6 separate regions of the Homo sapiens genome follow, and all the other regions are linked to region 5. Evidence: chromatin loops called from intact Hi-C (ENCODE). Cell type or tissue: IMR-90. All regions are shown on one strand. Region 1 has its middle 21 kb from the start of C14orf132. Region 2 has its middle 7.5 kb from the start of BDKRB1-AS1. Region 3 holds the start of C14orf132 (chromosome 14 open reading frame 132). Region 4 holds the start of BDKRB2 (bradykinin receptor B2). Region 5 overlaps LOC124903374 (a long non-coding RNA gene). Region 6 holds the start of BDKRB1 (bradykinin receptor B1).

Region 1 (4,000 bases), 83 kb after region 5:
TGCTGCTGGGGACAAAAGGAAAAAGGCTACAGAGTAGGGGGGCTGAAGTCCATCCCTCAGTTCCTCTCCTTCATGCTAGGTGGTCTTCCCTTGCCCTCAGGCTACATAGGGGTAAGGGCAGGCTCTTAGCTGGCCACTCTCTGGTAGAAGTAGATGTATTCCAGGTCCTTGGGTGGCTTCTCAGAGGCACCCACTTTCTGGTGGTTGTGGATCACCCATCTGCCCTCCTTCTTGATGTGGCAGATGTAGTGACCACAGATGGTAGAGGTGCCCATATGACTAATGAAGGCAAAGACCCGATATTTTCCAGGTCCTTCTGAGACTTTAGTCCCACTGGCCCAGACTCAGAGATGGAGTTGGCAGCTGAACGGCCCTCTGAGATATCCATGGCAGCTTCAGCGTTCAGGTTCTCAGTGTAGTTAACATTATTTATTCTTCTGCTCCAAAATAGGATGTGAGGAGAACATTTTGAAGTATTGACACATATATTTTTTGATTCTAGATAATTACTTTTTACCCACAATCATTCTAACACTAAAAGTGTACTAGGTGACAGAGGCTTACAGCCTCAGGGGAATGGCCAACCTTTGAGAAAACGAAGTTGTCAATTGTGTTCCTGTGTACATTATTTTTATACTCTTAGCCAACACAACAGTTGTGAAAGACAAAGTTTCAATCAATTGTAAAAGCAAGTGTTTTGTTGAAGTTACAAAATTTTGCCGTTGAACATTAAGGGTCAAAACCTGAAGGACTCAATACACAAAAAGTATCACATAAACAACAAAATTTAGAAGAATGCAGGGTGATGTAAGAGCTAGTTTCTGGACAAAAGCAGATAAAATTGATAGGCTAGGGAAAGAGGGGTCAGAGGGTACATAACAATAGGTTGATTGAAGCTGAGGAAGGAGAGTTTTGATATCTCAGAGAAGTTTTGGAGGATTCGGAACCAAGAGACTGGCTTCCCAAGGGTAACCTGGGCTGACGGCACCCCTTGGAGAGAAAGCCCTGGAGGGTGGAGCAGCAAAGGTGCTGGGTTATGTACCATATAGAATTGCCTTATTCAATCCTATGGTTGTATTATTATTATTCTCATTTACAGAAAAGATTTTGATTCACAAAGGCTAATCACTTCTTTCAGACTCTGTATCAATCAGGATAGGTTGGGTTACGCTGTAAGCAACAGCAAAGTCTCAATTGCTTAAAATATCAAACGGTATTTCTCATTCATGTTGTATATTCACAGCAAATTGGAAGCGGAGTTCTGCTTATTGTACTCAAGGAGGAAAAGGAGGAGAAAGAGAAGGAGGAGAGGGCAGAATTCCAAGACCCAGGCTGATGGGAGCAACCACCATCTCGAGTGTTGTCAGTTGCCATGTAAGAGAGAAAGAAACATTAGAAGACCTCAGACTTCTCTGGGACAAAAGTGATATAGATCGTTTCTCACAACTCTTGACAATAAATAGCTACATGGCCCCATCTACCATATGGAGGCAGGAAGTGTGGTCTACCAGATAGCCAGAGGAAGGAGAAAGCTCTGTATCCATGGGTAGCACCAAAGATCATCACATTCCAAAGATTAAGTGGCCAATCAGAGATTCAAATCCCAGATCTGCCAAGCATCCATTAATCTATCCATCTACCCATCCACCCATCCATCTGCCCACCCATCCATCCATCCATCTGCCCATCCATCCATCCATCCATCCATCCATCCATCAATCCGCTCACCCACCTATCCATCCATCCATCCATCAATCCACTCACCCACCTATCCATCCATCCATCCATCCATCCATCCATCCATCCATCCATCTATCCATCCATCTATCCATCCATTTATCCATCCGCCCACTCATCCATCCACCCATCCATCCTGCATTCAACAAATATTTTGAGCACCTTTTTCTCCCCATTCTCCTTCTCTCTCTCTCCTCCTTCTCTTCCCTCTTCTCCACTACTGTCCTTTTCTCCCTCTTTTTCCTTGTCCTCCTTTTTCAATTACTACCTTATTATTACTTACACTGAGAGAAATTGTAGTCACTTCTGGAGGCCAAATGACTAAGAACACATTTATGCCCTCTTTCCTTACAGAGCTCATGATCACCATGTGGAAGAACCAAATGACTAAATAGGTGATCAAAATATGTTGTGAAAAGAGCTAGAATGTGCCAGACATTACAGAGGCACAGAGGGCAGGCAAATAACCCAACTTAGGGGGTAGCAAAGGTTTATGGGAGAAAGAAATACCTAATTGAGACTGGAAAGATTATTAGGTGAAGGTGAAGGAGAGGAAGGACAGGGGTGTGGAGTGAGACTGGAGAGGTAGACAAGGGACAGGTCATGGCAGACTGGGAAGCCACATGGAGTCAGGACTTTATTCCAAGGATGGTGTTGTGGGTTAATCAGGCTTATTTCAAAAGATAACACTCCTGCTAATAGGAGAATGACATTAAGGAAGGCACCAGTTAAGAGATCAGCTGGGAAAAGCTTATAGTCATTCTCGGGCACAGTCTGGATGTGGCTGTGATCATGGGATGGATAGCAGTCAGCAATTTCCTGAGACATTTATGAGAGAAAATTAAGAAGCCTACTCACTAGGACTGGGGATTGATTAGATATGGGAGGTGACATAGAAGGAAAATGCCCAGGTTTCTGGTTTGGCCAAGCAAGTGGGCAGTTTTGCCCACTCTTTCCCAAGGTGAGGATGCTGGAGGAGGAGCAGAGTGGGAAAGGCATGTCCAGTTTTAAGCACATGGTAGTTGAGGTGTACATGGACCATCCCGGTGGAGAGGTCTGGTAGGCAACAGACATGCAGCTCTAGGGCTCGGAAGAGAATGCTGGGGTGGAGAAAGAGCTGTGGGAGCTGTCGTGTCTAATTACAAAGCCTGGGAGGATAAATGCTGTAATGAACAGGCAGCCTGGCCCAGACTGAGTGCCTGGAGGGATTGTTTATTCAACACTTAAGGCATACTTACTCCATGCCGGGAACTGCTAGCCATTGAGAATTCCACAGTGAATATCTTATCTGTGGTTCCTTCCCTTTGAGTCTAGTGGATCCCTCCTAGTTTCAAGAGTCCATAGGTAACAATATATTTTTAAAATACAGTATTTACATTACTGTGGGAAACCACTGCTTCTCTTTCCTGGGGATTTTCAATTAGACACAGACACACACACACACTCACACACACACATGCACACACACTGCAGCAATCATCCATGCAAAGTAAAGCAGGCCATTGATTATGGTAACTAAGGTTGTCCAGCATTGCTTTAAAAATATTAATATTTCTGCCAAAGAAATCCTGCGTAGCTTCAGAATCACATCTATCGGCTACCTCCTGAAAGGGAGGGTTGTTGGCAATCAAGATAAATGAGCCACGGAAGGGGTATATATCAGCCAGTTCAATCCACCAAACAGAGAAATAATGCTGGAGACAAGTCTCTGAGACCAAAAAGCAACTAACTTACAAAACGAAAACCTGAGCACTAGTACTCAGCATTCAGCCCCATACTGCACTGTACAGGAAGGCTCCAGGCTGCCACTTGGCAGAAAAATCTCCAGGAGTTGTCCGTATTCTGCAAAACTCGACCTAGGAATTTCATTTTACGTGTGTCTTAGTGAAATAAAAACACATGGCATAGGAAAGCAAGTACAGGAATATTTACTGAAGCAATGCTATAACAGCAAGAAAAGGAAAGAAAATGAACAAAAGAATCAACCTCAGTGACCATCAATTAAGGACTAGATAAACAGATTAGAATATATTTATAGTGTGAAACTATGCAGTACTCAAATTACTCCCTGTACTAACATATAAGGATTCTAAGGCATTAAGGAAAAAACAACCCATCTTAAAATTAAGATATAATGCACAGAAAGCAAAATTTATCCTTTTTAGTGTACAATGTTGTGAGTTTTGGCAAATGTAGGCGGTTGTGTAATCATCACCAAAACTATGAATAGAAGAGTTCCATCACCCACCCCCAGAGTGTACCC
Region 2 (4,000 bases), 180 kb before region 5:
TGACAGCTCTCCTTCAAGCAGTGATGGAGGAGCCCAGGCTCCTTCCATCTTGTGGCTCTGCATCCCCTGGAACCTCAGAATCCCCAGCTGGGATCTCTGCACAGGAGAGACAGGAGGACCACTTTTGTGGCCAGGACATACATAGCCAGGGAGACAGGAGCAAACATCACTTATGCCCACATTGGTCAGAATTCTGTCACATGGTCACAGCCAACAGGAAACATGGGTAATGGAGTCTACCTGTGTACCCAGGAAGGAAGGAAAGTGAGGTTGGTGAGCACCTGGCCTGACTGGTACCTGCAGATCATAACCAGCCCATTTAGACTCTGAATGCAGGAATATCTGACTGCAGACCCATGTGCTTACATGCTCTATTGGAATTACATTCTGCTGCACTTGAAGATAATATGCTGTTGCCAGAGTTAGGAGTATTTTCCCCTGGGCTTGTTTGTTTATATCCCTGAAAGCAGTTCCACACAGAGCAAATCCCATTCAGCAAACATCTGCTGGTGAATGGGGCAGGGCAGTGTAATGCACTGGGTCTCAGAACTTGTCTGCACATGAGAACCAGGGGATCTCTCAAAAATGCCAAAGCACAGGCCATGCCCAAGACCAGCTAAATCCCAATCCCTGGGGTGTATTTTTAAAGCTCCCCAGGGGACTAATGTGTAGACAAGATTGGGAACCATGACACAGTGGCTAAGAGTGTAGACGTTAGAGTTAGGCTACTTGGGGTCGAACTCAAGCTCCACTACTTCTGATCTGTGTGGCTTTGGGGAAGTTACTTAACCTCTCTGTGCTTCAGTTTCCTTCTGTATAAAATAATAATACAATTGGTAGGAGGATTCAAGTGCTTTGAACAGTGTCTCTGTGGCACACGGTAAGTATAAGACTTAGATATTGTTACCATTTCTTGAATGCCTACTGTGTGCAAATGCCTGCGCTGGAGAGGAAGGATATGGTCCTTGCTCCCAGGGAGCTCAGAATCCAGTGAGAAGACATCAAACTCTCCACACCATAGAAAAGATAAAAGAAAAAAAAAAGATGGCAAATTCTAATATGCAAGAGACCAAACAGTTAATCATCCCAGCCATTTGTTCCTTACAAATGTAAATCAATTTGCTTTGCTCCCCGAGAGATTTGAGTGTCAGTTCACAATGCTGAGGAAAGGAACATATACCACTGAGAGCACTGTTAGAGTTGGAATTCCTGGTTTTGAAGACACCACCTGGTCTTGTCTTGTTTCTGGGTGTCTGGACTTCTGCTTCCCTGGCATTAAACGCAGATCCGGGGTGGCCTCGGGGTAGGTGGGGGAGCCAGCTCCTTTTTAGCCTGATATTTAGGATTGCCTACTTACAAGGAAATTTAATCTTAGAGATACAACAAGGGTCGTATTTAAAAATCAGTTTCAAAAAGGGTGTTGGAGGCCAAGTTTTTTGAGATTTGGAATAACTGAGAAAAATGAACACTAGTGCATCCTTACTGTAAGAATTTCTAAGGCTACCAGAAGAGGACGAACCATTCTTTCAAATTTGGATTCCACTGAAGTATAGGGGAAAACACAACTGCTCAGTGCAAAGTACTCACTTGACTTCCAGAACTCTTAACGTGAACATTTTGTCAGCCCAGATGTGGCCCAGTTATTTTCAGTGATGGAGACTTCAAGGCAATCCCTCCATAAACTGTTTAGCATTTAGTAAAAGACAAGTGAAAAAAATGCCAACATCTATGCTATTTTCAATACAGTATCAATGTTCTAATGCTGTAGACAGAAATCCTCCTTCCATTAATAATAAACACTTCAAAGGCCAAATACAGTTTCCCTCACGCCTCCATTTCAGCTTAAAGTTTTACTCCCCCTCAACTCCCACTCTTTCAGGACATAACTATTTTCTTGACACCAGATTCCGTTTTAATTTCTTCTTAATTGTCCATACCGCGTTCTATTTGGAAAGCAATCTTAACGTGGCCCAGCCTTTATTTCCATTTGCTTTGGTGCCAATGAACTGGAATTTCAGCCAAATCTCCGCCCTAAAGGTTCACTTTGAGCCACTTAACTTTGCTGCTTCTCCATTTCTGATAAGTATATCTGATGGATAAATCACCATAAGGGGTAACACTGTGTCAATATGGGACACCATTTGAAATTTGGGTAGCTATTGTCAACTGCCTTCCCATGGAAGTTGTATCTATTGACATGCCCACAAAACAGGTTTATTTTTAAATTTTTTTGAAGAGATCTTTAAACAACCCCTTTCAAGAGGCCTTGTCCTGTTTCTGTGTTCTGTTTCGCTTTGGAACGGATCTGTAGTGAATCCCATGTAAGGGTTTGCTTTGAGAGAAAGTGGGTGCAGAATCATGTCTGGGGAAAGAGCAGTCTGCCCCTGATGCCAGCAGGGGGCGCCCGCCCTCTTCTCAGTGGAACTTTGGTTTGGAAATCACCCCCTACCAAGCATGGCACCCGAGCCCGTGCAAATTCCGACCCCACGCGCGGTGGGAAGGACTTGGAAACATCCTAACTATCCTAACTCTCTCACGAGGCTTGTCGGTGACAGCTTCCTCTTAGTCAAGGACACTGCGTGGATTAAAAAGAAAAACATCATTTTATTCCATGGTTAATTTCTCGCTGTAAACATGGGGCTGGGGGCCAGCACACCAGGCCCTCTCTCAACATGAAAATTGCCCCTGGTGGCACTTTCACGGCAGACTGATAAAGCCCATGTTTGGGGCATGAGAGAATAGAAATGTGCTTTGTATACAGATAAAGAGCTTCTGTGGCCTTCTCTGAGGATTGTCTACAGATGAGTGTGAAATAGAAGCCTGCAGAAGCTTCTCTGCCAGATCCCTCTGCTGGAAATGCAGCCCCCACCCTCCCACTCAGGGTGGGATTAGGGTGAGGCAAGTGAGGCTCTCAGCTGGGCGCAAAGTCTAAGGTGGGAGCACATCTGTCATCAAACAATAATGCAAAGTTTTAAAAAATAAAAAGTAATGCAAAAACATCCATGATGAACGAAACCTCAAAATTTTAAATAAAGACATGATTTGACATGGCATCTCCATGCTTGATTTACTTCCCTCAAGGTCACCCTGGTCCCACTGGATCCTGATCGTTCTAAGAACGTTGGCATTTTGTTCATGATGGATGAATCCCATTCTTCCTTTCTCACCGCTCCCCAGGCTTACATTTTCCCTGCCACAAGGTTGGCTGTAGGACAGTGAAGGGAAAATCACACTGGAAGAAGCCACAAGGCATTGGCTGGGGGTGTTGTGAAACACCAGGGAAAGACCCCAAAATCAATAATAGCGACTTGTTAGGAGCTGACGCCACGTATTGCACTTACAGAGAGATTCTGCTCTAATGATGTTAGCAAATACTTGTACGTGCAATGCATGCCAGAGATGGTTAGGACTGATTGTGCATGGTTGGCTATGTCATCATTCCAGCTGCAGTTTGTGTGATCCTCCTGCTACCCTGCCATCCCATCAGCGCCTGCCTCCAAGCCTCCCTTTGCTCACTCTTTCCTTCCCAGCACCATGGCCTCCCTCCTTCATTTCATAAAGTCCAATTCTTCAAGGGCTGAAGACCTATTTTTCTAAGAGAAAGAGAGTGAGCTGGATTTTTTAAATTATTATTTTCTTCTTTTTCCCCCTTCCCCCCTGTTCCCCACTTCCTACTTAGCTCTTTAGAAATGCAATTTATAACCTTCCCTTCACCAGACACTCATTACAGGGCAAGCTTATCTAACCATGTACTTGCTTAGAAGCTCCAGAGCCCAGCCCCTCTCCCACCAGGAGACTGCCTCGAGAGACATTAGTCAATTTACAACCTCAAGTATGCCCGCTAGAAAACTCTCTCCCACCTGGACAGTATCTCGAGACAACGGGCCACGTTACAACCTAGTTCTGCTCTGCCAGATGGTTGAGCTGGCACCACTGCAGGCAGAACTAGGAAGAATCATGTAGACCCCCACCTGCCCGCTCCCTCCCCTGCGTGCCATTC
Region 3 (4,000 bases), 60 kb after region 5:
ACTCTGTGAATATTTTCTGGACTTCGCTATCTCGATATCTCTCCACCTAGAACAGTCTTAACTCCCAGGCCCACCAGGAGATATATGCCTACAGTTCTAATCCATCTTCAGCCCCCATTCTCAAAGTCCTGATGATGACAGCTGTTCAGTGGCATTGGCATTTGACACTTTGAATTCACCATCTTCTCCTGTTAATGTCTTTTCATGAACATACATCTTGTCCTCATCCAATCCTCTAATAAATACTTGAGGACCTACTACGTGCTGGGCACCTTCTTCAACCCAGCCCAGCCCTTTAGCCATTCCCCTCTGTGTCTTAGCCGGGCCCATCATTTCTTGAAGCTTTTATAAACATGCAGAAAGAAAATCTACGTCCTATTCAAGTTTGTCCCACAGGATCCCTGTCCCAGTGCCTGATACGGAGCTTGTCACAAGGCAGGTACTAGACATTTGCTGAGCAAGTGGATGGATGCACCAACATTTCGCTGCAAACTGCCCCCTGCTGAGGGAAAGACTGCACAGAGAGACAGTGACTGTCACACACACCTGGTGGCCACAGGACACACCAGGAGCAGGGTCTGAGCACTTGCTCCAGCCAAGCACTGCGAAGTATTGCAGGTAGGGAAGTAACAGTTCCCATCCTTATGGGGATAATGGGATGAATCAACAGCAGAAAGCAATCTACTAGAAAGGCACAATAGTAAGCCCACTTCCCAGAGGGAAGAGAAGAGAGAAATCATTCTGAAATAGATCTGTCCTGTACCTTACATCGTATCTTTCTCAGGATGAAGCAATAAGGTGGAAAACCCTTTGCAGATACTCAGGCCCAGATGTGAAATCCAGTTCTCCTCCTTGCAAATGGCATGCTCTTGGGCAAATTATTTAATCTCGTTTAGTGTCCTGACCTGTAAAATGGGGCCTCCGTCATGGACTTGTAAGGATTTGCTGTGATAAAATATGCCAAGCACCCAGCGTCTGGCACATAGTAGGTGCTCAACAAACCTTAGCGTCTGTTCTCATATGTGTGGTACTTCATGTTTCTGTTCCTTGCAGCTAGCACAGTACTGCGCATGTAACCAGTGTCAAAAATGTGTCAAGGAGAATACATTGACCGAGTGGAATGTGAATTGTAAACAAAAAAGGAAAAATAGGAACCTGGTCTCTGGGCAGATTCTGCCTGAAGACGTTAAAAAGCCCTGTATTTATTTCGTCAAGTTGCCATGGCAGCAACTGATGCTCCAGCCAGCTCCAGGGTTAGCAGGGATCAGTTTATCTTGTTAACCATGGAAATTCCGGAGGTTCAGTGGGATCCAGAGGGGAAGGCAGACACAGTTCTTCTCCAGTCTAGAAATAAATCCTGGAAAGCCTCCTTAGTTTTCATGTAGCTAAAACCATCATTATCTAAAATGATGTTTACATGACAATTTTTATAAGTATGGATTTAGGCACAGGAGATGTAAAATCAGGCAAAAAAAAAAGGGCCAGCGATACTCAGAAGGGCAATTAGCATCATGGAAAACTTAAGGGGCTGCCGGAGAGCCAGGATCTAGACCCCCAGAACTAACTTGGGGCTTCCGCATCTTTTAAGCCTCCATTTGCAGACTCGCTGTCCACACACAGTCTGGATTTTGCTGTCACTTTTTAAACAGGCTTCCACTACAGGTGAAGCTTGGGGAAAAAGCAAGTGTCCCCTCAAACTTCGTTCCCTGTAAAAGAAAACAGCAGCAGATGGGGTCCCTGCCACACACCCTGGAGACAGAAGGGAGCCTGGGTGGCCTCCCGACCTCTCTGCTCCCACCATAACCAACCAACACAACCAGAGAAGGTGCAAGATGTGGCTTTGGTAGATTGGGACTTACTCTCCCAGGCCAAACGCAGCCCTTCCCTGGAGCCAGCTCTGGGTCTTCTCTAGGGTCACAGACTGATGGAGAAATCCGGGATTTGTCTTTGTTCTGGCTCAAGAGAGTTAAGGCACAGAAATAGAATCATCACCCAAGCTCAGAACTCCAGGGCATTCTGCCGGAGGAAAATTCAAGCTGTGAGAGATTTGTTTTTCCGGCCACTGGGAGCCTGTTTGTGTCGGGGAGGGGGGTGGGGGGGTTCTGGCCGCGCTGGGCACTGGTGGCTCCATCAGACTCTACACAAAGCAAAACAGGACAAACGACCGCGGCGCGTCGACGCTTGGCGGGTCACGGTCACAAAGCGGGTCTCAGAGCCTTCCTCAGGCGGCGGCAAAGGGGGCGCCCGAGGTCACCGGCAAGAGACAGATTACTGGCGCCTCGGGAAAACAGAGTGGGGAAGGGCGAGACTGTGTGCCCATCCACGTTCGCGCGGGTCTGAGCTGGCCCGGCCTTGGAGGGCTCCGGGACCCCAGAAGGGGGACAGCAGTGGGGGATGGGCAGAAGGGGGCGACTCGGGCTGCCCAGGCTCCTCGCAGCCTTCCTGCCAACGAGAGGGGCCCGGGCGGGAACAGCTCGAGCCGCGGGGGTGCGGGGCGCGCAGCCCGCCCCACCCCGGGAGAGCCGCGATCGCCGCCCCCGACGCGTGCACCAAGTGGGGGTGTCCGGCTCGGGACAAAGGACCGGGACGCGGATCGCGGGCGGGCGCCACTGCCCAGCCCCAGCGTGGAGGGCGAGACCGTGGCCCCGAACCTCCCCAAACTTGGCGGCCCGGGGCGCGTGGGGGGGACGCCCCGTTACCTGCGCGGCCATAAAGGAGAGATCCATGGTGTCGCTGCAGCCAGCGCTCGAGTCCTCGCTGCTGCCGCTGCCGCTGCGGGTCAGCCGCCTGCACAGTTGGCGGGGATCGGGCTGAGCAGCGAGCGTCCGGAGACCGCACGGCGCACTCGGCTGTCTCTGGGCTTCTGGCTCCAGATCTCTACTAGGCGGAGGGCCCCGAGCGCGGGGGCGGGCGGGGCGGGGTGGGGCGGGGCTCGGCGGACGGGGCGCCCCTCCACGTGACCACTCCCCGCCCCACCCCCGGGGCGGGGTCCGTCAGAAACCCCAAGCGCTCGCAATCGCCTCCCTTCGTGGGCGGGATGGGGAAACTGAGGCCCGAGGCCGCCCCGCTGGTTGGTGCAAGAACCAGCCTGCAACCCAAGTCCTGAGCTGTTGGCGCCCCGCCCCGTGCAGTTGAACCCAACCCACCCGGGGCTGTGGGCAGCGCTCTCTTGGGGCTGACACGTTATCCCGAGCCTGAGGACCAAGATCGGAGTGACCTGGCTTTCCACGCCAACGCTCCTCCCAGAGTCCGGTGTACTCCCGGCTCGGCATCTGGGCAGAACGAGGTTTAATCCTAGCCCTGCTTTGTTGTGCAGCTTGAGCAAGATAGTGTCTTTGAGCCTAGATTTCCTCATCTGTGAAAAGAGAATACAGAACCGAATAATTAAATGAGATAGGGAATATAGCACGCGGTGTCCTCAATAAATGAGAGCCCTAACATGGCTAATCATCCAATAGAGACGAGGCTGTGAGTGGTGTCTTCGAGGACCGCACGGTGCTCAGGTTGCACAGCGGGTACTCCATGGCTCTCAGCTCAAACCAGTATCGAAAATCATGCAGGTGCCACAGTTCAAGTAAGGGGAACAGAAGAGACGCCCACAGGGGCCCATTGCTCTGTATGTGTGTGTGTGTGTGTGTGTGTGTGTGGTGGACACCACAGACTTGGTGACACGTGGAGGCTTTGCCCTCCGGGGGCTCACTGGGAGGGAACCAGCTGTACTCTAAGGAGTCTCAGTGAGTACGACTGGTCCCTTTGGGTGATGTCTCTTCCAGGTACTTTACACTCATGGTCATCACGAGCCTCTGTGAGGGGCAGCCTGGGACTCCCAGACTTTGTCACAGGCAAGGAAGCTGTGGCACAGGGAGATGGAGGGGTTTGTTCAAGGTCCCCCGGCAGCTGGGGGCCCAGTAGGGACTGTGGCTATGGGAATGGGACCAGAACCTCACTGACCTACAGAAGGCTTTCAGTGTTATCTTTCCTGTAACTTTCCTTTCTTTTC
Region 4 (4,000 bases), 100 kb before region 5:
GAGTGCAGGGTTGCAGGGAGAGCTGGGATGAGGCCTGGGGTGCTGCCTGTGGGGACAGCACGCATGCTTCCTCTTTTTCATCCAAAGACGCCTTCTCTTGGCTGTCCCCTGCTCTCACCCCAAGCAGGGGAAACAGCAAATGCTTCCTCCAAGCTTGTGGGGCTCACAACTGTGGAATGTCTCTTGCTGCTGCCAGGGCCCGAAGGACGCAGCACAGTTTTTTCTCCAGAGAACCTCGGGCAGGGCCTCTTTGCAATGTCCTCTGGGGTTGCTTACCTGTTCCCCCACCACCTAAGCCCTTCTCCAACTCAGAAATGGAATTAGGGGCGGGGTTGGCCAGGGAGGCCCCCATCACCCCACACCCAGGCCAGGGCTCCCACTTCCTGTAGGCTGGGGAGCCACAGGCGGCCTGTGACTCAGTGAGGCACATTCTGACCTGCCTGGAACAGCAACACCTGCTGTTCACCTCCACCCAGGCTGCGGAAACGACCTACTCTCAGCAACTCGAATCACGGCTGCCATTTATTTAGTGCCTATGACATACGTGGTGCTTCACAGGCAAGAGCCTACCTCTATCTTTGCATAAAGAGGAACTTCCAGGTCTTCTTTATAGCTCAGGAGACAGGACAAAATAACTCGCCCAAAAACGTCACCCACAGGGTGAGAGCAGGGCTGGAGCTGCAACCTGGGCCGGATGCAAAGCCGGTGCTTGGAACCCCTGCACCATCCTATCCCCCTGCCCTGGTCAGCCAGGACCGTGGGAAGAGGGTCTCTAAGCCCATCTGAGGTAGTCACTACCACCTGCCTCCTGGAGGCGCATCAGCCAACATTCACAAACCCCCCCACCCCCGCCTGCTTCTGATTTAACCCTGCCACCCCCAGGGAGCCAGCGAGCTGGCTGCTTTGCAGACAGAGAAACTGAGGCTCAGAGAGGTTGAATAGCTTGTCCAGGGTCACACAGGGCCAAGGAGTGGCACAGCTGTGGGTGAAAAGCCAGGTTCTGGAGCCTCCACCCAGCACCCGTCCCTGCTGCACCACACACACCTCGCTGCCTTACTCCAAGGTGTCCACTCAAAGTATGTGAAAATCCAATCACGAAATCCCTCACACACTGGACACACACAAGCCTGTCTGTCACCTTGATTCAGAGAAGAGAAACCTACAACAGACAAACAGGGCGATTCCTCCTGCTGGGAACCCTTCTCCCCATCGCCTGTCAGACCTCCCCTCCGGAAGGAAGGGAACTTTTCCCAACTCCCCACGACCACAGGGAAACTTCTCCCCGCTGCCTGCCCTCCCTCCCTCCCTCTGTGCTGGGACAGTTTGTCCTCCCAGCAGAGGTGAGGCGGCTGGAGCAGCCCCTGCCCGGCACCCACCTTCTCCGGAGCAAGCGGCATGGGCACTTCAGTCGCTCCCTGGTACTGCGGGGCAGCCTGATGTCCCCACCGTCCCCACCGTCCCCACCCCTCCTCGGAGCCCAGAAGCCAGAGCTGGAGTGGCGGCGGGAACAGCTCATCTTTCAAGGGCTGGGTAGTGATGTCATCAGCCTCCTGGGCACTTCCCCCTCCGCCTCCAGCTGAGCTCTGCACTCCTGCCCAGCTGGAGCCAGGCTGGCTGTGGGGCCGGGAAGGCTGCGGCCACCTTCGCTCTCCGCTCTGCCACCCTCTGAGCCCTGGGGGCCAGGGAGGCTCTTGGAAGATTTCCATGTTTGCGTAGCCCGGCTGCCCGTTGGAGTCGTGGGACGGCAAAAACGTCCCTCCCGGCTGACCACAAAGTGGCCTGGGAAGCCCCATGTGAATAAATTTGCCTCGCGTAACATTTATTTCTTATCATTATTTATCTTCTTGAGGTGGTTATTTTGTGTCTGAGTTTTGGATGTAAACAGTGGGCGTTTACGCGGAAGGTGTAAACAGAGGGTGGCCAGGTGGGCAGGCGGAGTCCTGGGATTTCTTTGTATGCCACGTACGGCTCCCAAGGGCGACAGTGGCAGAAGCTGTCCTGTTTCCTGGGTACGGGTGTTTGCGCTCCCCTGAGACACGCGGCCGTTTCTTCGGAGATGTATGGCGGAGGTTTCTCCCATGTCAAGGCTCAGGCTGGCTTTCTCAGTTTTGCTCAAAGACTTACTAACTATCTGCAGCACTTTACACTCCCAGGGCTGAGACGGTAGGAGCTGGAAAGGGCAGGGACTTTCAAAACATTTTTTTTTGAAGCCTTAAAACCCTTCCTTCAGAAGAGAACAGATAAGAGTGGGCCCAGTGGATCTGGGGAAGAGACAGGAGGGCCAGAGGACGTCCCCCCAGCCCATCAGCTCCTCTTCCCTGTGACTTGATTCATAACAAGCCTACAAACCAGCAATCAAGCCTGATCCCATCATCATGGAGACAGGGAAACAGAGTCTCAGATCAGTTTATGGGTGGCCTGGGCGCTAGCCCTGGCTTGGCTGTGAACTGGCTGTAGGCTCTTGAGTGAAGGCCCTCCCTGGCCTGGCTGTGTGGTTGACTCATCTGTGCACCTGGCTGTTCAACCACATTGGGGCTCCTTAATCTGGAGTTTCCTGACTTGCCAGTTGGGGACAGAGGTCTATGGACAGGCTGCCCAGAGTCCACAAGCCCTCTGAAAAGGTGTGTCTGTGCTTTATCCCCTATGGAGCCTCATCTATAGCTTTCACTAAAATATTGAAGAGCTCTGAGATCCACAACATATTGAGACCTGCATGAGCGTCCAGAGACCCTCTGAAGTCTCTTCCAACTTAGATATTGTAGAGCTCTGTATCTATGAGTTGAAAATCCTCAAGGATCTGAATCCAATGTTGATGCTTCTGTAAATATCATTGACAGAAATCTCTAAAAGACATCTGTCCATCTGCACACATCTCCATCCATCTCTGTCATATAGTTTTTTAAAAAGGCTACTTTAAACCAGTTTTGAGGTCCTGGCTGGAGGCCAGCCAGTTCATGAGCAGCTGATTAAGTTCACATTCTGGCCCTTTCTCTTACCAGGTTCTCACACTCTGGGCCACTAGCCACCTGCCCTGATGGCCTTGGAGCCAGGTACCAAACAATAATGGACAGCTCCCATCATCTGGAACTCACAAACTTATTTAAGTTAGCCAATCCATAGGGAGCCAAGGAAACCTCGTTAACACCACCCTACGTGCCACACATAGCTGCCGCCTATAGCTCCAGCTTGCTTGGACCCTGTCCCCAGTTGCACATCCTGTGTGGCCCAGCCTGACAGCCTCTCATTTGGAGCTGTAAGAAACAAAAGTTCTACCTTTCATTTATCTGAGTGTCACTGTGTTGTGTCCTGCCATCAAAAGAATATTTTAATCTTATAAAACAATTACACACTCTTCCATTCATCTACACTGGTATCTACCCACACATCCGCCCACCTGCCTATCCACCTATCCAACCATTCATTTACTTATTCGCCTGTCTGTCTGTCCATCCGTCTATCCATCCAACCATCCATCCATCCATCCATCTGTCCGTCCATCCGTCCATCCATCCATCCGTCTGTCTGTCCATCCATCAGTCCATCCCTCCCTCTCTCACTGCCTCCCTCCCTCCCTCCCTCCATCCATCCACCCACACACTCATTTATCAGATACCCACATAGCCAGGCAGTGCATTGTCAAGCAGAAGTGAATGAATCAGTCATCCCCATGCCTCAGACATCCCCGTGCCTCGGAGGAGTTTACCCTGAGGCCAGTCCCCTGCCTATGGGCAGAGCCAGGCGGAGGATTTCAAAGTGTTCCTTGAGGACTCAGTAGCACCCAGTTTATGTCTGGAGTGGCACACTTTTGTACTGCATTTTTGCTATGAGAAGGTTTGTCTCAACGCCCCTGCAAAGTCCCTGCAGCGGCAGCCTCATCACACTCCTCACCACTCAGTCTCCTTGGCTGGGGTCTGCAGGGGGTGGCTCAGCCCTGTAAAGCCTCCAGGTTCGAGTCAGCCCAACTGCGTTCAGCAAGGACCACAGGAGGGATCCAGTTATT
Region 5 (4,000 bases):
GCACCCTAGAAGGAAGGCTGGGTTTGAATATAGCCTTCTGGGAATCTGTGATGGTGACTTTTATGTCAACTTGGCTAAGCTATGGTGGCCCAGTTATTTGGTCAAACCCAGCCTAGCTGGTGCTGTGCAAGTATATTTTAGATGTGATTGACATTTAAGTTACTAGACTTTGAGTTAAGTAGATGACCTTCCATCATGTGGCTGGGCCTCATCTAATCTGTTGAAGGCCTCAGGGGATAGACTTTCCCCCAGGAGGAAGGAATTCTCAAGACTGAAGCACAAAAACTTTGCCTGAGATTCCAGGCAATTGCCCTGTGGAATGTGGACCTAAGACAGCAATATCTGGCCTACCAGCCTGCCCTACAAATTTCAGCCAGCCCTACTTGCCAGGACCCATAATTGCACAAACTAATTCCTTATTCCTTAAAATAAATCTCTCTCTCTCCCCCAACCCCACGCATACACACACACACACACACACACACACACACACACACACACACACACACACACTATATTGGTCTGTTTCTCTTGTGAACTCTAGTAGTGGCTTTTTAGGGTGCTGTGCTGGGGTGTGGAGCCCAGGACAGTGGGCCTGGCCCCAGGTCTGCCCCCCTTGTCTTCCCATCCACAGCTTGAACATCACTTATTTACTTATTTATTTACAGACGGAGTTTCATTCTTGTTGCCCAGGCTGGAGTGCAATGGCGCAATCTTGGCTCACTGCAACCTCCACCTCCCGGGTTCAAGCGATTCTCCTGCCTCAGCTTCCTGAGTAGCTGGGATTACAGGCATGTGCCACCACCATGTGCTGGCTAATTTGTATTTTTAGTAGAGACGGGGTTTCTCCATGTTGGCCAGGCTGGTCTCAAATTCCCGACCTCAGATGATCCACCCACCTCGGCCTCCCAAAGTGCTGGGATTACAGGTGTGAGCCACCGCGCCCGGCCAGCTGGAACATCTTGGACATGCCCTTTCCTCATGTCACAGACAGCTGCTCCTGAACCATGGCAGTCAGCTCTCAAAAATACAAACACAGACAGAATTCTGGGGTCCTGAGTACAGAAGTGTGATCTAGAAGGGGGAGGACAGAGCCAGGTGGACATGTCTTCTGGCCTTTGGAGTCCTTGCCTTGTGGGGAAGGACCATGTAAGAGGAGGACAGGGAGGGCCTTTAAAACAGAGGGCACAGGGCAGGCTCCCCTCTTCCCTGGGCTAGGGGGCCGGGCATGAACTGCTGTTCCAAGCACGGGCAGGCAGCCGCTGTGTGAATCTTTCCATTTTCTCCAGAAAAAACAGAAATCCAAATTTTCTGTTACTGTTATTGTTGGCAACCAATTTAAGTGAGTTTCACAACAAGGTGCAGGCTGAAGACGTTTCTGAGAATGTTCCGCTTGTTGGCCCCATTTCTGGATTTATGGAGTATGAGGACGTCGTCAAAATTTGTTGAACGGTATACACAGTTTTCTTTCTGTATGTTGTACTTCAATGCAAAGCTTTATTCAAACAAATCAGAGCCATGCCCAGTTCCATCAGAGGAGGTCTGAGGACCGGGTTCGGCCTGTTCACCTGTCTGGCTTCTGGCTTAGAAGGTTTGCTTGGCATTTATTTTGGGGGTGGGGCAGGGTGATCCCAGGGAGTTATCAGTTAATTTCCTCTCTGGGACCTCGTGGTTTGTGGGTTATTTCTCGTATGGGAACATGAGTTCCTGAAAGGTACTGGGGGGAATCTCAGAGCTTCTTCTGTTTTTCTTTGCAGCCACCAGCGGGCGACAACCCACTGACCCCAGAGGCTGCCGGGGTCTGTTCCCATCCCTAATACCACACTGACCCCTGCTGGTCCTGGCTCACTGCATTTTTCCATCCGACTGATTTTCTAGGCCCAGTAACTCGTAATTGCCCCGGAGGCAAATTTTGGGAATAAATTAAATGTTTTGGAGTTTCTTGGGCAAGGCAGGATTTTGAATGTTCCTCCAGGGAGTCAAAAATTGAGCGTCAGCACAGGTGCAGACAAACAATACTCCTTGAAGGAGGAGAGTCCAGGTAGGGAGGAGGGGAGCATAGGGAGGGAGGAGGGAGGTAGGGAGGAGGGAGGTAGGGAGGAGGGTAGTGTAGGTAAGGGAGAAGGGAGGGCATCTCGGCCGTGCCACGAGCTCCTCTGAAGGCAGCCCCAGCTCACACGACCCCCTGATGCTGCAGGCCTATGCGTGTAAGGGAGCCCGGGTGCTCACGGCTCTGAGCGGCCCACCAAGGATTCCGCCTCTGATCCAGCTTCTAGCAGCACTTGGAGCCAGCCAGTAGGAGTCACATGGGGCCATCACACAGCCACGTGCCTGTGACTGACTGGTCATCCGTCACATGGTGTTTTCATGTTCACATTTGCCCAGTAGTGTTCTTGTCCCCTCCCCCAAACAAAAGGAACCCTAAGCACACTGCAAGGTGGGGAAACCTTGAATGGATATAAGAAAACCTTCGTCAGTGGCTTCATAACAAGTACCTTTTTCTTTTTTTTTTTCTTTTTTTGCAAATTTGACTCTACAAAAGCACATTATCACAATATTGACATTTTGTATAAGTATTGCCCACGTACGTACGAACATTGAAACTTCCTCAGTAAATGGAGAGATGTCCTTTTTGTACATCTGCACGTATGAAGAATGAAATTTCTCGGGATCTCGGCTCTTTGGTCACCATCATGGTGACCCATCACAGTTTTCGACAGAAAGTCTCAAAATACTTAGTTTGTTCATTGCAGTATCTCAGACGACTGCAGTTAGTGAGCCAGCCATTGTAGTATGTGTTTATACATTTCCCTTTTTCACCAGTTTCATTTCTTTCCTTTTTTTTATTTTTTTAAAATTACACTTTAAGTTCTAGGGTACATGTGCCCAATGTGCAGGTTTGTTACATATGTACACATGTGCCATGCCGGTGTGCTGCACCCGTTAACTCGTCATTTACATTAGGTATATCTCCTAATGCTATCCCTCCCCCCTTCCCCCAACAAGTATCTTTTTCACAGGGTAGAAACAGTCACAGTTGGGTTCAGACCCTGCAGCAACTGGGGCTCTGTGTTTCTCCTCTTCAGGGCTATCTGGATGGACATGAAGGGTTCCATCCTGGGATCCACATGGTTGGCTTACAGAGCAAGAAAAAGGATGGACAAGGCTCGGGAGAGAGGGCAGATGAGACTCAGGGCTGTGGCTGCTGTGGCCAGTGTTTACGATGACTCTGGGCTGCAGAGAGCTCTCTAAGGCTCTGGTGTTAATGTCCAGCTTCTGAAGTCTTGATTGCTAATTGCAATCCCAGGCATCTAATTAATCAATGGAGGATGGAGTGCCTTGGGTTGTGGGGTCTAGAAGAACTGAGTTTGAAGCCTACCCTGTCACTCACTGGCTGTGTGATATTAGACAGGTTGCTTAACCTCTCTGAGCATTAGCTTCCTGATCTGTAAAATGTAGAAGAACATATCTAGCTCTCATGGGAGTTAGGGCCATTTCTTTCAATGTGTTCCCCAGAAACAGACCTGAGATAAGGGTTCAATGCAAGTGATTTATTAAGGAAGTGCTTCTGGGAAACAGGGATGTTTGCAGGAAGCAAAGCCAGGGTAGCAGTTTCAGGCAATGTCCTGCTGGGGGCAGCCTCAGCTTGGTCCTGCAGGGAGCTCCGGGGTGTAAGTTGTTAGAGCCCATTGGAGGCAAAGGAGCTGGGACACCTGTCATCAGTGCCACCATGTGGGAGGAGGAAGGGAGCAAACTGCCTGGCCTTCCTGGCTGCTCCTGTGTGGGCAAAGCTGCTGGACCCATAGCCAGAGGGCAGGCTGCAGGGGTTGCAGTTGGAGACAAAGGCACACTGCTGCTGGGAGGGGGGCACACCAAAATGCACCAGCCCTCCCAGGGCATCTGGGCAGTGCACTGCAGGGCTCCTGTGTGATCAAATTAGAAAATGTATGTGAGATGTCTTAGCTTGGAGAAACAACAGAGATTTATTTCTTGCAGCTTT
Region 6 (4,000 bases), 160 kb before region 5:
AGAATCTTTTTAATTGGATAAATTCATGTTCTGTATGAAATGAGATGAAATTGAGAAAGCCAATGATTTTTTTTTTTTTTGCAGTATCTGAATCTGACAAAACATTCAAAACTTATAAGTAGGTACAACTTATTTGAAAGGTTTAATCTGGTTAAAAAAAAATACGTGTGGGCTGGGCACGGTGTGGCTCATGCCTGTAATCCCAGCACTTTGGGAGGCTGAGGCAGGTGGATCACATGAGGTCAGGAGTTCAAGACCAACCTGGCCAACATGGTGAAACTTTGTCTCTACTGAAAACACAAAAATTAGCCGGGCATGGTGGCAGGCGCCTGTAATCCCAGCTACACAGGAGGCTGAGGCAGGAGAATTGCTTGAACCTGGGAAGCGGAGGTTGTGGCGAGCCAAGATCGCACCACTACATTCCAAACTAAGGCACAAAGACAGCACCTGTGAAAATATCTGGGCTAAAATATTTATGCAATTCCATATGCAAAGAATTGGACTTGAGAACAGCCTCTGCCTGGCAGAATTTGCTGAGAGCTTATCACTCAGAACCTGCACAGGGAACATTTTCTCAATATATTATGGTTCAAGAGAAGAGTCAATTGAAGGTACTAATTTAAATTTGTTAATTGTAAAATTTGTGGAAAAAAGATTTCAGGCAATTATATGGAAAAATTAAAAATAACAAGACCCCACTGAAGAAAATACATTCTTGTGAAAAATGCCAGTGACAGGGTATCAGTCAGGTACAAGAAACTGTAGCATGTGAATATACAACAAGAACAATTATTTTGCTTATCTTATTTTTAAATGTTCAGTTGATTAACATAAACATGTTTTCTTTTGCTTTAATATTCATAGGTGTATGCATATATATTTAAAGACTTTTTTGAAAATAGTTTTTATCTAGAACTACTTTATAACACCATCAATATAATATAACCATTTTGTTGGATTTTTTCCCCTTCCTTCCTTCCTTCCCTTCATTCCCTCCTTCTCTCCTTCCCTCCCTACCCTCCTTCCCTCCTTCCTTCCTTCCTTCCTCCATCCCTCCCTTCCTCCCTCCCTTCTTCCCTCCCTCCCATCCTGCTTTCCTTCCTTCCTTCCTTCCCTTCCTTCTTTCCTTCCTTCCTTCTTTCCTCTCTCTTTCTACCTGTAAATACTAATTTTTGGGGGAAATAATTTTTGACTATTGGGGTGCCCCGGCAGTGTGCACACACATGGCCTGACCATCCCTCTCCTAGCTATCTCTGATGATGGCCAGGAAGCTGAGGTCTATGGTGACAGAGGCTGGCAGGTGGGAATCTGTAGAATTCCCCGGCGATTGGTTGGGATTTCTCAGGGAGAAAGGAGGCGAGGTCCTGACCTGTGGTGGAGGGGCTGGGGCATTGAGAGTTTGAGAAGAGATGGGAGGGTGTTGAGCACTGATATGGTTTGGCTGTGTCCCCACCCAAATCTCATCTTGAGTTGTAGCTCCCATAATTCTCTCGTGTTGTGTGAGGGACTTGGTGGGAGATAATTGAATCATGGGGATGGAGAACAAAGCCAAGCCAATATCTTGACTTTAGCTCAGCGAGACTGAGTTTGAACTCCTGATCTCCAGAACTGTAAGATAATAACTTGCATCGTTTTAAGCCACTCACTTTGTGATAATTAATTATAGCAGCCTTAGGAAACCAGCACGGGGGTGAGGCTGCACCCTGCCCAGGAAGCCAGAGACGACCAGCTACGCAGGGACTTTAGCTCGAACCTGATTAGGTCAGTGGACACCGCCCCCATCCCCAGGACGGGGAGGTGGCTGGGGCCACTGCAGCCACAGCATGTGTCTGCTCACATGGGGCTTATTTTTAAAGGGATTGTCCTCACCTGCTGCTGTCTGTGTTTATAAAGTTGGCTAGAGAGGAGAAATCTTCCTTTGCCAGTTTTCAGCTTTAGCTCTGATATTTGCCTGGAACATAGTAGGTGCTCAATAAACAATATCTCTGGATATTGTTAGTAATATGTGACCCTATTTGAAGAACTCAGAAGGGGCACTGGGCAAGTCTACAAGAGATGGCAATTCTGTAATTCCTGTGTGGTATTTTCTGAATTCTGCACATTTTAACCTAGGCTATGAGACAGTGTGACTTTCTTCAACAAATTAGTTAATTCTTCAAATTAACTCCAATTTCAACAGCATGGTGATGTTAAAGGCATTGGAAATTCAGCCACAGATGTTAAAGACCATCAGCACGGTCACATAGTAAGATGCTACTTTCAAGCCACGAATAACCCAACCAGTTATTGGTCTTATGAAATCTTGTAAGCCATCCCAGAGAGACTAATTTAATTTTTATGATTCAGAATTTGCAGGCTGTAACTGGTCAGTCCATGCGAACTCTGGTGGCTGCATTCAGCCCTGACATGTTTCACCTGACTTTGATATAAGGAGCTACTGGAACCTTCCTACGAGTTCTAAAACCTTTCCCTCCTCCTCCTGTTCTGGAAAAGCAATTAAGACCCAAACTAGGCATGAAATAAAAGTCTCTTAAATTGATTTAGAATTATTTTTAAAAAGTACCCTCACAGAAGTGGAAAATTTTGCCAATAGGTAGGTGTAAAAGGAAGTTTTTTGTTTTTCTAAGAGACACAGATTTCCTCTCATATTGTACTCTCATAAAAGAAAAAAAAAAGGTGGTCATTTACTTACTCAGGCAGAAAATGAAGGCGTTCACAACTGTAGTTGGGTTTTCTGATAGTGAGAGCTGCTTTTGGAGGAGTTTTCTCTTCTGGGAAGTGCTGTGGAGATGTGGTTGCTTTAAATTATATAACCTCCGCTCCAGTGATGTCATTGTGGGGATTGCCGCAAAAGTGAGTCTTTCGGGACTCACTCCAAGTGGATTTGGAAGGAAAAATCCACTCTCATTTCACTTTGCACTTTAGGGATGATAAGAGATTATTCAGCTACCATCTCCCCCTTTACTTTGGTACCATCTGCAGAGGTCTGCAATCCTGCCCAAGACCTGTATGTTGGCAAACACGCCCTAAAAACATGTTTTGACATCGCCAACTTGCCCCAAGGCTCGCAAAGTGTCAGTGAACATTGAGGGATGGCTTTTGGCCCCTTCACTATTGGCTTCTGAATGTCTGGGGCTCTGCAGCAGCTTTTGTGGGAGCCACTTCGAATGGCCTCTTTTGAATTTTGGTCATGAAAGATACATCGCCAAGAATCCATCAGAGTGGACCCATCACACAAACAGAGAGCTAGGAAAACGTTTGACTCATGCAATGTTCAGAGTTGAGTAAGACCAGATACATTTTTTCCTAATCCTCCTTGGCGTCTCTCAAATTATGTCTGCATGGGTCAAGTTGAACTACTCAAGACCTCATGTTTCAGACAGTAAGATATTTTTGGCTTTGAGAATCAGGTGACAAGATTCTCCAACTGAAGGCCCCTTACCTGTCAACTTACAAATTAAGATCTTTCCAGGCCACCCCCTACACGTAGGAGAACTCATTCATGCCAGAATTCAGGACTTCGAGTCTGACTTCTGGAAAGGTGACCCTCCAAATGTTTGGAGCAGAAGGTGTCACCTCTGTCTTTAGAATCTTGCCTTTTGCTTGTGTTCCCTTTTTCTGCTAGTGACATCTCAGCGGGAGCCAACTGCACTTCAAGTTTTCCTGCTGTCTTCTCCTGTTGCTGAAGACCTTAAAACTGTGGAAGTAGGTGGAACAAATAGCATTCTGAGGCTCAGTAGCGGATGTACATTTCAGGGAAGAAGCTGGAATTTGCCTTAGAGGATAGGATGGTCCCCTCCTATCAGGAGAGACCTCCTGGGTGGGATTTTTAATAAAAAAAAATTGTCAACAGGCAAGCATCTTCCATTACTCCCGGGATAGATCTGAACCGGAGGAAGGCTCCAAATCTTAGCCTTTCCTGTTACTTAGTAATGTAGGCGGGGGTCTCTCCAGCCCGTGGCTGGCTTATTCTCCCTTCAGTATGAGTTTAGACTATACT

What was found. Hi-C counts contacts between places; a loop is a spot of excess contacts. Peaks named below come from ENCODE experiments on the same cell type or tissue, not always from the same donor. Only the 100,000 strongest peaks of a DNase experiment are listed, where the experiment ranks them.
Region 1: it touches region 5 in a loop (4-fold over the local background); 23 of 110 quality-filtered maps call a loop at or near these places.
Region 2: a loop joins it to region 5, with 12 times the contacts of the local background. A loop is called at or near these places in 105 of 110 quality-filtered maps.
Region 3: a loop joins it to region 5, with 4 times the contacts of the local background. A loop is called at or near these places in 15 of 110 quality-filtered maps.
Region 4: a loop joins it to region 5, with 5 times the contacts of the local background. A loop is called at or near these places in 17 of 110 quality-filtered maps.
Region 6: it touches region 5 in a loop (7-fold over the local background); 6 of 110 quality-filtered maps call a loop at or near these places.

Annotation. Positions count from the first base shown.
Region 1 is chr14:96,015,891-96,019,890 of GRCh38, reverse strand. No RefSeq gene overlaps it. Among named protein-coding and RNA genes, the nearest start is that of C14orf132, 21 kb to the left of the region's middle. In IMR-90, no CTCF peak of the experiment used is centred here; no DNase peak of the experiment used is centred here; H3K27me3 peaks cover 384 bases.
Region 2 is chr14:96,274,099-96,278,098 of GRCh38, reverse strand. No RefSeq gene overlaps it. Among named protein-coding and RNA genes, the nearest start is that of BDKRB1-AS1, 7.5 kb to the right of the region's middle. In IMR-90, a CTCF peak has its summit at 2,405 (motif pointing right); DNase peaks (open chromatin) are centred at 2,468 and 3,378; H3K27ac peaks cover 1,565 bases.
Region 3 is chr14:96,038,227-96,042,226 of GRCh38, reverse strand. C14orf132 (chromosome 14 open reading frame 132) reads right to left here and starts at 2,865. Exons shown (of 2, transcript NM_001252507.3): 1 at 2,700-2,865. The coding sequence starts at 2,726. RefSeq lists silencers at 2,756-2,805, 2,826-3,015. In IMR-90, a CTCF peak has its summit at 2,234; a DNase peak (open chromatin) is centred at 1,216; H3K4me3 peaks cover 1,969 bases; H3K27ac peaks cover 943 bases; H3K27me3 peaks cover 744 bases.
Region 4 is chr14:96,202,336-96,206,335 of GRCh38, reverse strand. BDKRB2 (bradykinin receptor B2) reads right to left here and starts at 1,497. Exons shown (of 3, transcript NM_001379692.1): 1 at 1,377-1,497. RefSeq lists an enhancer at 1,161-2,036. In IMR-90, no CTCF peak of the experiment used is centred here; DNase peaks (open chromatin) are centred at 1,565 and 2,525; H3K4me3 peaks cover 2,212 bases; H3K27ac peaks cover 2,677 bases.
Region 5 is chr14:96,098,564-96,102,563 of GRCh38, reverse strand. LOC124903374 (a long non-coding RNA gene) reads right to left here. Exons shown (of 2, transcript XR_007064321.1): 2 at 3,531-3,923. Among named protein-coding and RNA genes, the nearest start is that of C14orf132, 61 kb to the right of the region's middle. In IMR-90, CTCF peaks have their summits at 247, 1,821 (motif pointing left) and 3,630 (motif pointing right); DNase peaks (open chromatin) are centred at 1,803 and 3,623; H3K27ac peaks cover 1,426 bases.
Region 6 is chr14:96,254,993-96,258,992 of GRCh38, reverse strand. It overlaps BDKRB1 (bradykinin receptor B1), which reads right to left and starts at 2,783. Exons shown (of 3, transcript NM_000710.4): 1 at 2,693-2,783. In IMR-90, a CTCF peak has its summit at 2,399; DNase peaks (open chromatin) are centred at 2,362, 2,822 and 3,272; H3K4me3 peaks cover 3,033 bases; H3K27ac peaks cover 3,668 bases.